Regions from separate parts of the Homo sapiens genome. Here region 1 is linked to region 2. A link is a loop called in an ENCODE intact Hi-C map of the cell type or tissue named here. Cell type or tissue: ascending aorta. All regions are shown on one strand. Each heading gives the region's core, and the rest is flanking DNA. Links, peaks and the distances in the headings are about the cores only. Region 1 overlaps GPM6B (glycoprotein M6B). Region 2 has its middle 81 kb from the start of GPM6B.

Evidence for each region. A loop is a pair of places that touch in the nucleus more often than their neighbours do. Peaks named below come from ENCODE experiments on the same cell type or tissue, not always from the same donor. Only the 100,000 strongest peaks of a DNase experiment are listed, where the experiment ranks them.
Region 1: it touches region 2 in a loop (3-fold over the local background); 4 of 110 quality-filtered maps call a loop at or near these places.

What each region holds. Positions count from the first base shown.
Region 1 is chrX:13,788,138-13,797,482 of GRCh38, forward strand. The region is part of intron 2 of GPM6B (glycoprotein M6B); the gene reads right to left. Among named protein-coding and RNA genes, the nearest start is that of GPM6B, 24 kb to the right of the region's middle. In ascending aorta, for the core only: no CTCF peak of the experiment used is centred there; a DNase peak (open chromatin) is centred at 3,647; H3K4me3 peaks cover 895 bases; H3K27ac peaks cover 1,187 bases.
Region 2 is chrX:13,893,626-13,902,970 of GRCh38, forward strand. It overlaps a transcript of GPM6B not described here. Among named protein-coding and RNA genes, the nearest start is that of GPM6B, 81 kb to the left of the region's middle. In ascending aorta, for the core only: a CTCF peak has its summit at 4,646 (motif pointing right); DNase peaks (open chromatin) are centred at 1,816, 4,687 and 6,146; H3K27ac peaks cover 972 bases.

The DNA of each region.
Region 1 (9,345 bases), core at 597-8,596, 110 kb before region 2:
ATACATTTTGAATTGTCACATATTTGATTTTCTATAACCCAGGAGCTGGGTTCTAACTGGGTTTTCTGTTGGATTTCATTAATTCAGTATTTTGTGAAGACCTACTGGGTGCCAAGTACACAAAACTGAAATAAGATACCTTTCTGGCTTCAAGATAAATCCAATACTGCAGGCAGACAAGTAACACAATTATTATAGTCCAGCATGATGGGGGCAAAGATACAGACCCCTGCAGAGCCAGTGGAAAGAGAGTGGAGAGAAGGGGGACAGGGAAGATCAGAAGGGCAAATAATTCATACTGGATGGGTCCTTCTACAGAAAGATCTAGTATCCAGAATACTTAAACAGCTGATGTGGTGACACTGATATATAACCAGATAAAATTGTTCATTAATTCTCTGTGTGTATATATAGATGTATACATCTATATATATTTTTAAACTAAACCCACACCCTTTTTCATCATTTGGAGTTAGGGTTAGGTGTTATGGTGCAGCACACTCGCCCTTTAACGATAGAACTCATCCTTCCAAATCCACAGTTGCCACTTCAAACGGTCTTTCATCCAAATGGTTAGAGCATTCCAAAGAAATATCACAGCTCTCCCAGGCTCAAAAAGCCAAGTGGGGTTAGAAGAATGATGCTGTTCAATCCCAAATTCAATACTAGATCAAAGCTAAAGTTTCCCTCCAATTTATATCTCTCAAGGACTCTGTATATACCTCATGCTGTGGATCTAGTTTTATAACAGCAGGGAAAACCAGGAACTCAAGAATTTGGGGGATCACTTCAATGAATCATGCTCTCTCAGCAGATGCCAATGCTCTTAGGTTTTCAGCAGATGATTTTATTTGTGGCTGTAGGAACCCTGGCTCCTATAGAACAGAAATCACCATCTTTGCTCCACTGGCACAGATAAAACTCTTACGGACTGTGCCAGCCAACATGACTAGAAGCTAGTGACATAAAATATGGGAAAAATTTATAGGACATAATACAGCTGGATGTAGAGCTTATTCTAGCTTGGTTGACCAGTTATCTTCAGGGTTAAGATTGCATGTGTGGTAGATATCCAACAATCTATAAATGGATCACTCTCCACTGTATCTTCTATGTCAGTATAGAAGCCACCTCTGGTCACAGTGTGCATGATATCTTTGAACACTGGGCAATTTAGTCACATATCACACACTCATCCTAGAGGAACCAAAACTGCTGCAAAAAGTTAGTAAGAAAAAGCTAAATGTGTTTATTTAGGAGCTAGAGGATATAGGTAATATAGGAGCTAGACCACCTAGGGCTTTCCAGGCCACCTTAAGAATTCTGGACTTTATCTTCAAAATCATGGGAAGCCTTGACCAGGCGCCGTGGCTCACGCCTGTAATCCCAGCACTTTGGGAGGCCAAGACGGGCGGATCACGAGGTCAGGAGATCGAGACCATCCTGGCTAACACGGTGAAACCCCGTCTCTACTAAAAATACAAAAAATTAGCTGGGCGTGGTGGTGGGCGCCTGTAGTCCCAGCTACTCGGGAGGCTGAGGCAGGAGAATGGCGTGAACCCGGAAGGCGGAGGGTGCAGTGAGCCGAGATTGCACCACTGCACTCCAGCCTGGGTGACAGAGCAAGACTCCATCTCAAAACAAAAACAAAAACAAAAACAAAAAGACAAAAAAAACAAAATCATGGGAAGCCACTGCGTTTTTTTTTTGTTTTGTTTTGTTTTTTGAAACAGGGTCTTGCTCTGTTGCCTAGGTTGGAGTGCAGTGGCACAATCACTGCTCACTGCGGTGTTGAACTCTCTGGCTCAAGCGATCCTCCCACCTCAGCCTCCCAAGTAGCTGGGACCACAGGCCCATGCCACTGCACCCAGCTCATTTTTTATTTTTTAATTTTTTTGTAGTGACAGGGTCTCCTTATGTTACCCAGGCTGTTCTCAAACTCTTGGGCTCAAGTGATCCTCCCGCCTCGGCCTCCCAAAGTGCTGCAATTACAGGTGTGAGCCACCATGCCTGGTCTGCCAGGGAGCATTTTTAAGCATGGGAAACAGATTGGGGTTGTGAAAGATCACTCTGGATGATGTGAAGGGATATATGGATCTGTAGCTGAGAAGAGCTGAACTTGGATGCTGGCAGCTTCTACTGGGCAACAAGGAAAACTATCAGAGGTCAAGAAAAGATATGAGTGGACCATTTGTCATTTGTCAATTCCATGTGCTTTGCAAAGTGTGTTCATTGGACCAGCAGTGTCAGCTTCAGCAGGGAGGAACTTGTGAGAAATAAAGAATGTTGGAAGTGACCCCAGACTGAGTCAGAATCTGCATTTTAACAAGGCCTCTGGGGTGATTTGTGTGCACATGAAAATTTGAGAAGCCCATTTCTAGTCAACAGTGGCATCTTCCCGGTCTCAGGTGTGGCATCCTGAGTCTGTTTGAAGTGCCTGCTTTCATATTCGATGGTGTGTGATGTTTTTTCTCTAAGACGTGGCCCACTGGGTTTGGCCATAACCCTCCAGTCACTTGTGAATCAAATGGCAAGTTCCAAGGACTACAGTTAAGAAAAACAAAATGTTCCAAGTTGTCCAGCCATCTTGAAAAGAGTGCAGCTAGAGTGCATTTTTGTGAGCCAAACAAGTACTGTTAACCTTGGAATTTTTCATGCTTTAGTGTCATGCCATAGACAGGGTCTGAGAAGACGGGAATTGAGTCACCTGAGAAAGCAGATTTCTAAACACACACACTCCAACCACCCCCTAAAGTGCTGGGAGTGCCTGTGCACAAAAAGGAAGTAGATCTGGGATTCAGGCTGTCCTTAGTAGTCATAGGCAAGCTGATGTTTTTAAATATAGGGGTGGTGCCAAGTACCAGCAGAACACCATGCTGTTAAAAGTTTACGATAGCTAAGGAAGATCAGTGCTTTTCTTGGATGCTCCTATAAATCCACAGACTGAATTTTCCCAAGCTTCAAACCAGCAATGACAACATTGGGTAACGTGAACGAGAAAAAATAAGGAAAGCATTTTTTTGATGACTGTGATGTATTCATGTAAAAAAATAATAATCAATGCCAGGTTTTTTTTTTTTCTTTCTTTCCTGAGAAAGAGTCTCACTCTATTGCCCAGGCTGGAGTGAGTGGTGTGATCTCCGCTCACTGCAGCCTCAACCTCCTGGGTTCAAGTGAGTCTTATGCCTCAGCCTCCCTAGTAGCTGGCATTACAGGCACATGCCACCACATCCAGCTAATTTTTTGTATTTTTAGTACAGACGGGGTCTTGCCATGTTGGCCAGGCTAGAATGCCAGGCTTTCTAGCACATTTTACTAGTAATTCTCAATACCTCTCACCAAACCCTAAAAGCCTCTGTTGGGCTGTCTTATGCCTTCATTTAGCTGGCCTCTGGATAAAAAGAATTTTAGGTTTTGATTCACACAAAAATTACAGTGTACATTAGCCTAAGACAGTTTAAATATAAGCCATGTAGTAGGGAAAAAAAAAATACACATCAATGCCTTTAAGTCTCAAAGGCTATTTTGTCTCCAGTATCCCTAGAACCTTTTGTGCAGAACAACAGAATAAAACACCTTTTGTCCTCAGGCTTGTGGATGGCCGTTGCCATGGCTGTGAGTTCATAATGGCCAAGTGATTTGCCCAAGTTGTCTGTGATCTTGGCTGCAGATTTAATGCTGGCTCAGACGTAGGGCTGGCAGGAACAAGGGCTCAGATTCTTCCCCAGGGAATGAATGTCACACATACATACACACACACACACACCCTCCCAAACACCCCCCAACAAACACCACACAAAAAAACCACCCCCTTACCTCTCTACATGGGGCCTTCCTTGCTATATTACTGATTCCTAATGAGCCACAAAATTAAAAAGAAAAGATGCAGGAACCAAGCTTTACAACTTTCAAGCAACAAGCAATGGGAAAATGGAGAGGGCGAAAATCCTAAGAGAAGCAGCAGTGAATGTCAGTGGACAGAAGCTTCCCTGATTCTGAGCTGGCCAAGCAATTCTCAACAGGGGGTGACTGTGCCCCTCAGGGGACATTTGGCAATATCTGGAGATATTTTTCGTTGCCAAAGCTGGGGGAGAGGGTGCTTCTGGCATCTAGTGAGTAGAGACCAGGGATGCTGCTCAACACCCACAGTGTACAGAATATGCTCTTATAACAAAGAATTACCCAGCCCCAGATGTCAATAGCTCCAATGTGGAGATTCTCTGAAGTAGCACAAAAAACATCTACATCGTTTAGACCACTGGTTCCTAATCCAGGCAATTTTGCCACCCAGGGACATTTAGCGGTGTCTGGAGACAGTTTTGGTTGTTACAACTGAGGGTGGGGGACACTACTGGCATCTAGTGGGTAGAGGCCAGGGATGCTCCTAAACCTCCTAGAATACACAGGACAGCCCCCATCCCCAAATAAAGAATGGTCACACCCAAAATGCCAATAGTGCTATAAACCAAAAATAAAACTCTGGGCCGGGCGGGGTGGCTCACGCCTGTAATCCCAGCACTTTGGGAGACCAGGGCAGGCAGATCACGAGGTCAGGAGATCGACACCATCCCAGCCAACATGGTGAAACCCCGTCTCTACTAAAAACACAAAAATTAGCTGGGTGTGGTGGCGCATGCCTGTAATCCCAGCTACTTGGGAGGCTGAGGCAGGAGAATCGCTTGAACCAGGGAGTTGGAGGTGGCAGTGAGCTGAGATTGTGCCACTGCACTCCAGCCTGGCGACAGAGCGAGACTCCGTTTAAAAAAAAAAAAAAAAAAAAATTCTAAGCACCCCCCACCCCACCCCCAACCATCTGAATAGATTCCTGGTCTCTGCCAGGGGGATTCCAAAGTTAGCCTGAAAAAACTAGTTCAGGCCATGATTGGAAGGGAGAGTCAAACATACCTCATTATACCCTCCTCCCTTCTGGAATTCAGGAAAAGCCAACCAGCATTAACATCAACAGACCTTAAATCTGCTAAGAGACATTTACAATCTATTCTCTCTGAAGCCTGCTACCTGGAGGCTTCACCTACAGGATAAAACTTTGCTCTCCACAACCCCTTATCATCATAACCCAGACATTCCTTTCTATGGATTCCAGGTCTTTACATAATTTTTAAATCTTCCTATAACCTGCAAGCCACCCTCTGACCCCCTTTGAGTTGTCCTGCCTTTCCAGATTGAACCAATGTACATCTCACAGGTATTGATTGATGTCTCATGTCTCCCTAAAAGGTATAAAAGTAAGCTGTGCCCCGTCCACCTTAGGCACATGTTATTAGGATCTCCCGAGGCTGTGTCACAGGTTCTTAAGCTTGCTAAAATTAACTTTCTAAATTGATTGAGACCTATCTCAGATAGCTTTGGGTTCACAGTGCCAAGAGTGAGAAACCCTGCTCTAAGGTTACAATACATAATTCTGGTCTCAGACATTTGGTGACACTGCCAAATTCTAAAATCTTAAAAAGAAATGCTTAAAAGAAAACTAACTTTCTTGGAAAACATTATAGAGCAGAGGTTCTCCATTTTTCCTACACATTGGAATAATCTGGGGAGCATCTGAAAATCCTGATGCCCTGGCTTCACCCCAGACCAATTTTATCAGAATTTATTGGGGACGGGACTCAGGAATTAGAGGGTTGGGGTTTGTTTTTTTGAAGCTCCCCCGGTAACTTCAATGAGCACTCAGTGTTATATAGCACAGGTCAGCAAACTGTGGCCCACCAGCTAAATCTGGCTCTCCTCATGGCCTGCAAACTCAGAATGATTTTGACATGATTCCAAGTGGTTACTTTTTTAACCGCTTAGAATATATTAAAAAACCTATTTTGTGACACATGAAAGGTACACAAAATTCAAATTTCTGTGTCTATAAATAAAGTTGTATTGGCACACAGCCACGCTCATTCATTTACATATGGTCTATGGCTACTTTCAAGCTACAAAGGCAGGGTTGAGTTGTTGCCACAGGTATTTACTATGTGGCCCTTTAAAGGAAAGTTTTGCAGACCTCTGTTAAAGAGCAGTGGTTCTCTCTCTCTCTCTCTTTTTTTTTTTTTTCCCAGATACAATCTCACTCTGTTACCCAGGTTCAAGTGCAGCAGTGCAATCTCAGCTCTCTGCAACTTCTGCCTCCTGGGCTCAAGCCATCCTCCTGCCTCAGCCTCCCAAATAGCTGGGACTACAGGAAAACTTTAACCTGCGTATAAATCTCCTCGGGACTTCATTAAAACGCAGATTCTGTTCAGGCAGGTCTGGAAAGGACATTGAGCTCCCAAGAGATTCTATCCTGCCTGCCCACCAGTCTCACTCTGAGCCAGGAGTGGGCCCTCAAAGACGGTCTGTGCAGCCCCGGCAGACCTCAAGATCCTTGCAGGAGGACTGTGAAGCCAAAACTTTTTATAATAGCACCAAGATGTTATTTACTTTTTTCACTGCTTGACATTTGCACAGTAAAACTGCTGATGCCTGAGCGTGAATCGGGCAGTGGCTCCATAGTGTACTTAGCAGGAACACATTCCTCACTACCACGCGCTCGCAAGAAAATAAATTAAAAAGCCAGTTTCACTTCCAAATGTCCTCGATGCAATAAAAAATTATTAATTTGATTAAATCTCAACCCCCGAGTATGTGCCTTTCGAACAGTTTGTGTAATGAAATGAGTGAGAGGATGCAGAGAGCCCTTCTACCACAAACCAGCGTGTGACAGTGGGCTGCAGGAAACATTCTTATGTAACTGAGTTATGAGCCAAACTTGTACCTTTCTGGGGGCAAACACCCCCTTTCTTGAAAGAATGCCTGACAAGATATAGTTTTTTAGACTTAAGTATTTGGCAGAAACTTTCCCAAAAATGAACAGCTTGTCACTTCAAAGAAAACAACTGATAGTATCTGTTGCCAATCAATTTTGGAAAACTTGTACCTGCCATAGTGAGACTGACAGCTTCCAAATACTTACCAGACTTCTTGATGAAATTGGTGGTGACATTAACCAATGAAATTTTTTTGACATGGTTTAATTAAATGTGTCAACGTCTGGAAGATCTGCACAACTCAGAGAACCAATATTTTCCAAATAGCCAAGGGAAAATAATTCTTGAATATAAGAGTCAATCAAAGTGCAAGATCAAGCAATGAATTTTAGTGGAAAAGAGTACAAAAATATCATCAATATGGTTTCAGATTCCACATTACAAGTAGTCTTTAAGAAACCACTAGCTGCTGAATTTTGGTGTAGTATCAAGGAAGAATTTCATAATTATCTGCAAAGGCCATTAAAACACTCCTCCATTCTCCAAGCACATACCTGTGAGAAATTTGAGTTTTCTTCATATACTTCAACCAAAGCAAGATACCCCAAGATGCCTCTGAATGAATGCAGAGGCAGATGTAAGAGTCCAGCTGTCTACTGTTAAGCCAGATATTAAAGAGATTTGCAAAAATGTAAAACAGTCCTATTCCTCACACTAAAATATTATTTTCTTTTTGAAAATCGTTATCTTTCCTAAACATTACTTAGGTTGACATATAATGGATTTGCTATTATTTTAAATGACTAAGTTTATTATTAAGTAATAAACTTCTCAGTTCTAATTTCTTTTCTTTTTTTTTTTTTTTTTTTAAGATGGAGTCTCGCTCCATCTTAAAAAACTCAAAGGCTGGAGTGCAGTGGCACGATCTCAGTTCAGTGCAACCTCTGCCTCCCGGGTTCAAGTGATTCTCCTGCCTCAGCCTCCCAAATAGCTGGAATTAAGGCACATGCTGCCATGCCTGGCTTATTTATTTATTATTTTATTTTATTTTGAGATGGAGTTTCACTCTTGTTGCCCAGGCTGGAGTGCAATGGTGCCAGCTCGGCTCACTGCAACCTCAGCCTCCCAGGTTCAAGCGATTCTCCTGCCTCAGCCTCCCAAGTAGCTGGCATTACAGGCACGCACCACCATGCTGGCTAATTTTGTATTTTTAGTAGAGACGGGGTTTCTCCATGTTGGTCAGGCTGGTCTCGAACTCCTGACCTCAGGTGATCCGCCCACCTCGGCCTCCCAAAGTGCTGAGATTACAGGTGTGAGCCACTGTGCCTGGCTGGCCTGGCTAATTTTTGTATTTTCAGTAGAGATGGGGTTTCGCCATGTTGACCAGGCTGGTTTTGAACTCCCGACCTCAGGTGATCTGCCCACGTTGGCCTCCCAAAGTGCTGGGATTACAGGCATGAGCCACCATGCCCAGCCCTCAGTTCTAGCTTCTAATATAGAAAATATTTATAGGCACAACTCAGAAGAGCAAAGGCGTTTTGGGGTCAACTGTTTCTAAGCACATAAAGGGACCTAACACCCAGAAAGTTCTGTGAACCACTAATATAGTGCATTAAAAAGATGTGAAGTCAGTTGACAGGGGCTTCCTGTCCAAGAACAAAGTGCGAAATCAAATATAGGTTGCTTCTCAGTTCTCACGTCTTTCATGCAGTCCTGGACATAAAAGTTCAACTACATAACGATAAGAATGTGGAAACTATTTCTAATGATAGAAAGGAAATCACTTTTTGGCAGGTCCTTTTAGAAGCTTGTCCTAAAATCTGTTTAATAAGGGATTTTCATTTTTGTGAAAACACTATGGAAGTCTTAAAATAGATGAGCCTCTAACATTTGCAATATGGTACTAGCAGAAGATAAGCAAGTCAATAAAAGCAATGATACGCTTCCATGACTGGGAATAAACAAATCCAACAACCAGATACTTGTTAGTCTCTTCCTTTGCCTTTTGTGGGAACTGGCTTTGGTTTTCCCAAAGGCTTTTAGCCTGGTAAAGTGGGACAGCAAGGAATCATGGAGATCAATGGAGAGTAGGGGAAGCCAGCTCTAAGTCCAGATGACACAGATTTTAAGAGCACAGCAATCTGGAGGCTACTCCAGACATTTGAGAAGTATTTAATATCTGCAATTTTGAGCTTTAGCAGCAATCAGTTTCCTTGACCATCTGGGCGACAGTGTCTCTACTTTCCTGGATTCCATTCCATTCAATGAGTGTCTGTCCAATACCTGCCATGTGCAAGCCACTGTGGTGGGGTCTGCAAGTGTGCCCTCCTGGCTTTGATCCTTGTGGGTGGGGTGAGGGGGGCGGTAAGACACACAGACACATAAGGTATCACTAAAGTAGAATAAAGAGAGTGCTGACACAGGGATATGGGGGAGTGAGGTAGGGACAGATCTCTTTGGTTGGTGTGGGTTGCTAAGGCAAAGGTTTATGGATGGCAGGAGGTGAAGAGGCCTTGAAGAACAGAAGGATTCCATGAAAAGCACAAAGGAAGGACAGCAGGACCCATGTGATGTGGGAGACGTGGGGAGC
Region 2 (9,345 bases), core at 417-8,416:
CCACAAAATGCTGTGTGTGTCCTGAGTTACTGAGTTACTGGATAGCCCATGGTTTTTAATACCCCACAAATAAGGGCTCATACACCAAAAGTCACCTACTAGCTCGTATCTTTACTTTCACTCATAAACTAGAGTTCCCCAAGTCACTGAAGGGAAGCCTTCCACAGATCTGGTTTATTTTCTTCACTAAAAGTAATTGAGCCTGGTGCATGTATGCCTTTGCCATTAGGGTACTATGCAAGAGAAGAGAATTTGCCTTCTGTGCAGAGATGTTGTAAACGGATGGAGGTCTCCCTCCTCTTCTCCCAAGGGGTCTTAAACATGCCTGGAGGTTTAGAGTAACAGGCTGAAACTCTGCAGGGCATTCCTTCTCTCCACATCCTCAGAGACCTCATGGGGAGAACTTGCTGGCGCCAGGCCTGGATCCTCCCTGGGATAAGCAAAGCTGATTCCAAGACGGAAACTCACTGTCACTTGGGAAAAGGTTGTCTCTCTAGGACATCTCAGGGAACAACACTCACCGTTTCCACATACGTAAGGAAGACAGGGAAGCAAAGCCCAGACACACTGATCCCCTCCAGGTGACCCCAAAACATTTCAGTCCACTAAGCCTTTAAATGAGCCCACAGATCAAACGGATGTGCATCACAGCCACTGTATGAATGACACAGAACCCCTCCTCTTCAAACTAGAACCTCTTAGATCGAAGACTTGAAAAAAACTATGCAGTATTATTGTGGTAAATCTGGACATAATACTGTGAAATCTAGCTCATCAGACAAGCTAGACAATAGAAGTTTATCAAGCAACCTTCACCACATTTGATCTCTCTTATGTGAATTTGTATAAGGCAGGTTTTTTCAGCCATGGATCTTAGGTACATTTCATTTACTATAGGGTTAGAAACGAATATTCCTATTTAGCATATTTGTCCTCTTAAAATAGTTGAGTCACAGGCTGAGGTATTTTATTGTACCTTGTTACAAATTAAATCATAGCCTCACACACTCATTTGCTACCGATTATTTACAAGTGAAACAAAAATTCATAAAACCACATAAGAAAGAATACAGGAGATCAAACAGTTGGTTAAAAATAACGTTGGGTTCTTTTCTAAATAGCAATTTGCTATGGAACCACTTTACATGTTATATCTTGCATCTGCAACAAAAGGGTCTGCTGTTTTTAACTCATTTTAAGGATGAAACATAAATCTGCTAAAATGTGGAGGTTTATATAAGCAGAGAACCAAAGCAGGCCTCCCATACACTCCCCCTATCTCTTATCCTCTCTGACAACTGTTCAGCCCTAGGAGATATAAATGACAATAATAAGTAAGTCGCAGTCACTGTTCTCCCTGAAACATTACGACATCATTTTGGTGAGTAAAAAAGCTCTTCATTCCTTGCCAAGTGAATATTTTCTTTTGAGGGTTTTTCTCATAATGGGAGAGATCTGAATTTGAGAGTGTCTACTGGGGCATCTCAGCTGATGCTCTGCTTTCTTTGTAGCTTCTAAATATATCCACATAATCACAACAGCCCAGGGGGACCATAAGCTCCTTAGCATCTTTCTGCTATGATCCTATCCCTCAGTAAGGCATTGACAATGGCTACAGTAAAACCCGTAAATCTAATTTTTGCAGAACATAATAACGACCTGGTACTTTTTTTTTTCATTTTTAGTTGTTTTAAGATTTCTAAGCTTGTGTTGAAACATGCTGCTTCATTTCCCTAGAGGAGAATAATTCCTTTAGCAAAATTCTTAGGTCAAGCCCGTGTGTATTTTGGAATAGACCAAAAGCTGGGGGTGGGGGGTGAAAAAATCCACAAAGAACAACATATTCTGGGGAAAGAATTATATAGCCAGTTATTAATAAACCTTTCTGGAAAGTGACTAGTGTAAAACAGAATTTTCCTGACTGTATACTAAGGACTGCTAGTTCCATGAGATTTTTATAGGTATTCAACAGTAAAGTATGTTTGAAAAGTGACTCAATTTGTATCTCTATCATAGGAAACAATAATGAATGTTAGAACATCAGCTGTAAAAAATCATTTTAATAAATCTTGATGTTTTAGACACTTCTATGACCTCAAAATCCTCATTTCTTTCCAATAAATACCTGTCCATATCTTGAGATCTAGGTGTCTGGTTCTTGGGGCAGAAACAGTAGGATACAATTAGCATTTTTGAAAATCTTAAAATTAGGGCTTTAGAAAAATCTTAAATATGGGACTGGGCATGGTGGCTCACTCCTGTAATGCCAACATTTTGCGAGGCCCAGATGGGAGGACCACTTGAGCCCAGGAGTTCAAAACCAGCCTGGGCAACATAGTGAGACACTGTTGCTAGAAAAACTTTTTTTTTTTTTTTTTAATTAACCGTGTGTGGTGGCATACACTTGTAGTCCCAGCTATTTGGGAGGCTGAGGCAGGAGGATCTCTTGAGCCCAGGAGGTCGAGGCTGCAGTGAGCTATGATCATGACACTGCACTCCATCCTGGGTGAGTGTAGTGTCATAATCATAGCTCACTGCAGCCTTTTTTTCTCCTTAAAAATAAAAGAAAAAAATCTTAAGTATGGTGCTTATGAACAAAAAAGTAAATAATATACAGCTAGAAGACAGGTAGTCCATCATTTTAAGAATTAAGAGAAATGAGACCTCCATATGGCTAGAAAAATAACAGAAAGAACTACCATGACTCCTATGAAAGGTGTCACCCCAAGTTGAAGGGTTACTGGTGTGAAATCATATCCTGCACAGAGACGAAAAACAGAGCCAGCTGTTCAGAAAACACATTATGCCTAGATATTAACCCTCATGCTTATAAAAGCTACTTTTTAATGCAAGAATTAAAATGTTCCTAAGTAATATTAGACAGAACAACATGAAATTGCTAGTTTTGTAGGTAAAACATGGCCCCATATTGACAATTTCTCTCTTTTTTTTCAAATTGAGACAGAGTCTTGCTCTGTCGCCCAGGCTGGAGTGCACAGTGGTGTGATCTCGGCTCACTGCATCCTCTGCCTCCCAGGTTCAAGTGATTTTCCTGCCTCAGCCTCCCAAGTAGCTGAGACTACAGGTGTGTGCCACCACACCCAGCTAATTTTTGTATTTTTAGTAGAGACGGGGTTTCACCATGCTAGCCAGGCTGGTCTCGAACTCCTGACCTCAGGTGATCCACCTGCCTCGGCCTCCCAAAGTGCTGGGATTACAGGCATGAGCCACCGCACTCTGCCATATTGACAATTTCCTATGTTTGCTCTAACACAGGAATTACATAGAGATAGAAGACAGGGTAATCTAGAGTTTTAAAAATTAAATAAGAGAAATTGTGATGGTTCAGTTCATTAACTTGATTTTACCCATGGAAACACAAATAAAGAACATTTATTCCAGATGACTGAGTCAACTGCTCAGCAGACATGTTTTCATTTGTAGAAAAAGTCTGTGTTTGCTTGTGTTAAGTATATACAATACACAGACTCAACACAATTGGGCTCAGTCTGTAAAGTCCCACTGGCCTTGAGATTTGTTAGAGTTGTGTACTTTAGATACTTTTCTTCTTCAGAGTCAACACATTTTTAAACCACCTTAATTGACCCAACACACTTTTTCTCCCTTCTGTGAATGGATCAGTATTATCCAGGTGACATTTACTTACTGTCATAATATCTTCCAAGACAGACTGTGGTTAAACTCACAAATACCTCCCAGGAGCAAATTGCATCTTAATAAATTTCATTTAACCTGAGAGTAAAATTATACTTGACAGAAAAAAAGCTCTCAAACAACCCTTCTTCAGATGAGCTACTTTTATCTCTTGCTACTGTTTTAAATTATTCATATACAAACTGACTATATTAACACATTAAATAATCCAGATGCTGCCACATGTACATCCCATGAAACAGGAATGGTTTGTTAATAAGCATACCTAGATCTACGCATCAATCTATCTGTTACTCTCTGGAGGGGAAAATCCTCCACAGTGAATTCTTGATTATTTCTGTTGTTTGAAAGAATCTTCAATCTGTGGATAATATTGCACTACTTCCCTACCCAGCTGCAAGTCATATTCAGAAGGCCAAAGGAATGTCCCAAGTTTGTTCCAAAAATGTCCAGATGGGCTCGCTCGAACACCACTCCAATAAACAGTGCCAGCCAGGCGTACACAGCCTGGTCAGCCCACCCAATTCCTGCCCAATAAGGGACAGGCATTCCCATCCTTCAACCAGCAGGGTCTCCTTTGCTACATGTAAATCTCCTCTGACAGCTCATGACTCCAAAAGTGTTTTCCTTTTAATCTGCTTAACTGCATTTCTTTATATTACAATTAACTTACTTCCCCATATCAGTTAGAGTAATCTATTAATGTCAACTGCAGAGCTTGACCACTACAAACTATTTGGGGCTATCACATTGAATTGAATATCACTCTTGCCAAGGAGAGAGGGTATCTGTATTTGTCCATGCTGCTTTACTGGGAGTAAGTGTGTGATTTCCTTTAGGCAAGGGTTTCCAACCTCAGCACAATGGATATTCTGGGCCAGATAATTCTTTCTGATGGGGGCTGTCCTGTGAATTGTAGACTATTTAGCAGCATCCCTGGCCTCCACCCACTAGATGTCAGTAGCATCCTCTAGTTATAACGACCAAAAATGTCTGCAAGACATTGCCAAATGGCCCCTGGGGAACAAATCGCTTCTGAGTGAGAACCACTGCTTTCGGCTTTCTGAAATTCTTAAAATAGTTTGAGAGCTAGTTTTAATTGCCTCTGTGTATTCTTAGGCTACTGCTGCTCAAAGTATGGTTCTGGGACCAAGCAGTGGCTGTATTACCTGGGAGTTTGTCAGAAATGCAGAATCCCAGGCCTACTTGAATGAGAATCTGCAATTTAACAAGATTCATGGGTGATGCCAATGCACATTAAAGTGTGAGCAGCACTAATCACCTTGGTTGGAATCTATAATTTAGTATCTTAGAAAGATGATGATTTGGAGCGAAAGGTGCCAACTAGGGCTGACAAGCCAGAATCATGTGTCATTCAACCATTGATTTCTTTCCATTTATGTTTGGTTTGATGTGTGCTCTTTATTTCTTTATATAGAGAAACTGGAAGAAGGGAAATCATGTGCTACCTCTGAGGCCTCGCTTTCTCACAGAGCTTAGCTCTATGTGAGTCACCTGGCTGTGTCATCCTGTCGGGCTCATCATAAGATACTAGGAATCACAGCCCAGACAAGGGGGCTTGTCTTCACAAACTCAGGTATATGCTTCTAAGGTAGCATGATACTAATTTTAAAAGCGGATCTACATATTAAAAATAACTGAAGATACAGAACATGCCTTTTCAACACAGGCAAGATCACCCCAATAGGATGAAAATGACTTCTTGAGGGGCAAAAACAACTTTACTCTTTAATGCATATAAAGCACAAATATACACACAGCACATAGACAGATATGCAGTGTATCTGGGGTGTTAAGACTGCATAGGGGCTGGGCATGGTGGCTCATGCCTGTAATCCCAGCTCTTTGGGAGGCTGAGGTGGGCAGATCACTTGAGCTCAGGAGTTCAAGACCAGCCTGACCAACATGGTGAAACCCCATCTCTACTAAAAATACAAAAATTAGCCATGCGTGGTGGTGGGCGCCTGTAATCCCAGCTACTCAGGAGGCTGAGACAGGAGAATCACTTGAACCCAAGAGGTAGAGGTTGCAGTGAGCCGAGATGGTGCCACTCCAGCCTGGATGACAGAGCGAGACTCTGTCTCAAAAAAAAAAAAAAAAAAAAAAAAAAGATTGCATAGGGAGGCAATTAGGAAAAAAAATGCTTAAAAAGTCTCCCAGGTTGTGGGGTGATAAAAAATTAAAAGGTTGAAAAAAATGGATACAAAAATGTAGCCTGGGTAAATGGATGGATTGTCAGCAGCAACCCACAGGAACCCACTAGTAGTCTATTTGTGTCAGAAGACAGAAACACGCAAGTATGGAATGGGAAAGACGATGAACAACAAGGACCAAGAACAGTCTGGAGCCCATGTTGCTGTGATCATACCTCCAGATGGGCTGCTCCTCAGTGGTGACTCGCAGCCCAGTCACTTAGGAGCTGTACGGACATTGAGCAACTTTCACTCTCTCCATGCCAAAATTCCCTACCACCCGAACAGGTTGACATGAGAATGAAATGCAGTCATTATTGGAAGGCATCCAACAGGACCTGGCATAAAGCTAGTTTTCATGAAATGTTAGCTCTTTTCCCATTAATCATCCTCTCCAGTTGTAAGATTTTAAAATGTCATTAATTTTGTTCCTTGAGCAAATCTACGCCTTCTTGTGTGGATTCTGAATAAATCATAAGTAGAACTTCATTATATGATAAAGTATTTGTAAATAGATGAGACTGTCTTATCCTGAAAATAACTCATTTAATAGAGTGAAGTTAGATGGAAGGTTTAGTCCAAAAGCTTCACACAGTCACTTGTTCGGTAATGCCTCATAGGTGGTCCTAAAAATCATCACTCTTTGCAAAATGCACAATAAAAAACACAGGGCTTATGGGAAAAATGGGGTTAGGAAAGCAACACTCAAAAATTTAATCAGTGACATTTACAAAAAGATTGCAACCTAATAAAAATAGTAGCACCATTTTACACACATTAAATAGTTAAGAAATACATAAACACAACAATAAATGTGTCACTTCGCCTAGAAAAAGGCCTGAAGTTGGCTGTGGGGTGGGTGTCGGAAGGGCTGCGGTTGGTGAGTTACTGGGAAGGGCTGGAGGGAGGGTTACCCGAAATTGGAGGGACAGTCATAACACCAGGTATGGACAGGTGTGGCTCTTAACACGCGGGGTAAACTGAGGTAGCTGTAGACATATGAGGTTGTGCCACGTGCGTGTTTTGTGTATTCTGACGTCATGTAGTTCAGGTGGGCGCAGTTTTCTGCATTCACCTAATGTTTCAGCAAGAAAAAATGGTATTAAGCAAATCCAAGATTCTGATTATGCACACATTGTTCATGGTTTCAAAGCAAGCATTACAGGAGAACTATCTGCCTGCTATATTCCAAAGCTGCTTAACTTTTAAATCTTGGATAGTCTCTAAAAAAAGCGGGATCTATTTTCTAAAGGATGTTTTAATTCAGAATCAGACCCATCAACTATAGTCTCAAGCCTGCAAACGGAACTCTCTAGCCCATTTTTCTCTGACAAGGCTTCCAACTAATAACATTTCACATCATTCCTGAGTTTCCATAGAGTTCAAGTATTTACAAAAGTCACACAACATGGTGAACGCAGGAGGAAGCTGCAGAGATGGTTCTAGACTTACAGAGAGGAGGCTATATGCAAACCCCTGTATGACTTGCAATGTCCCTTTGCCTCTCTGAGCCTCATTTATAAGATTGTTTTGAGGATCAGATAGCATATCTTGAAATTATCTGGGCCAATATTTGAAAAATATTAGTTGAATGTAAATCTGAACATAGACTGACTCACAATCATGAAGAAAGCATAATCCTTCTCTTTCTAAGAGGTAAGGAGCACTGAATTGGAAACATCCACTACTGCCTCGGCATAAATGGTCAAGTGGTCACTGAGGCAGCTAAAAAAATGCAGAGAAAATAGAAAATAAGCATCCCAAACACTAAGCTAGTTACAGACACAGGAAGATGTGAGGGAAAGCAGCCGCTTCTCCTAATTCAGAGAGAATTTCATTTTCTCCCTCAAGGTTTCATCTGCTCTCATCTCCCTGGTTTCTTGTGTTACCATCTGGAATGCCCCACTTCCTTGTTTTTTTTTTTAAAAAAAAAGGACTCAAACTTCCAAGTCTATAAAAATTATTCTTGCTCAATCCATTCCTTCTGTCGTGGTGTTTGAAGGAGCTTCAGAGTCATCTGACTTGGTTTCACTCTCCCCCTAAACCTGCCAGGGATGAGGACCAGTTGTTCCTAAAGTCCAGCCAGCCAGACAAGGTCACACGGCAAAATCCAAAAATATGTGCTTCCTTGTACTGGGGACTCTGGGTTCAAGTCTGCTACTGGAGTAGAGAACACACACTTGTACCTGAAGGATGCAGATCATAAGAACCTGGCTGTGAACTTGGTGAAACTGAGCATAGGGCCCCTTCAGTAAATTCTCCTATTGATCCCTACTCAACCTAGGACTACAAGTTGGACCTCCAGGGAGCTTTCCCAACCAAGAAAGAGATGCTTTGAAATCCTAAGTCTACCTGCTGATTTTATTTGTCATTACAATTAAATGACCTCTAATGTTGTTTTATTTTAAAAAAAGAATTGCTAAGTGTCACATAGAAGCAAAAAGTGACAACACAAAGTTACACTAAAACTATACACTTGTATAGTTCAAGTTTTGGCATTTGTTGGTCTAAATTCATAATTCCTATATGATCATTAAGTTTGTAGCAGAAGCAGAATATTAGTTGACTATGGAACAGGAGTATAAGTGTGTGGTTTTCCTGGCAGACTCAGTCTACCATCTCTGAGTTTGAATCTTCTTTAACAAAAATCCTTTGCTACAGAAATACAAATAAGATCCCATTTAGTAAGGTCTTTACTCCTTTGTGACAATGGGTACCTTCAAAAGCAACTGGGAAACACTCCATGCCTTAAATACACGAATGTTTACCCTCGCTCAATTTGTCAATAAAGGCAATTCCATAAATGTGGACTGGATTTTTTTTTTTTAGCATTTACGTTGATTATTTCATTTGACCGTTTCAGCCCTCTAAGCTAGACATAGCATGTTTCCCCCATTGCATTAATGAAAATGGCTTGCTCATAAAATGCTTTCTCAACATCGCCTCATTTATTCTTCAGGGAGGGTATTACTCTATTGCCAACGAAGTCACTTAAGCACACAGAGTTTAAGTGGTTTGATCTCATGATCTCATGAGACCCAGGTCTCTGCTCCTCAGTCCAGCACTCTTCTATTCTGCCACAACAGCTACCACCTGAAGGAGCTGCCCAAGAGCCAGCTGAAAATCCCTAAGGAAACCAGGAGAAGAACCACAGGCTTCTGTCTCCTACCCGGTCAGGGCTCATGACCCACACTCACAACCAAACTTCAATTCAATCACAGAGAAGCCCATCTCTCTTTATTCCCACCACCTTGGCAATTCCAATGACAGTTACTGGTGCCCACCAAAGCACATGACCTGCAGCACCACAGACAACAACAGGAGGCCCACCTGACCCAGTCTCATAAAGAAGTTACTAAAGATCAGTCTCCCTCAAGAGGGCGGGAGACTCAACGAAAGAGGACCCAGTTGGATATTAATGGGTCTATCCATAGTTTGATTCCACCAGATGGTCCTA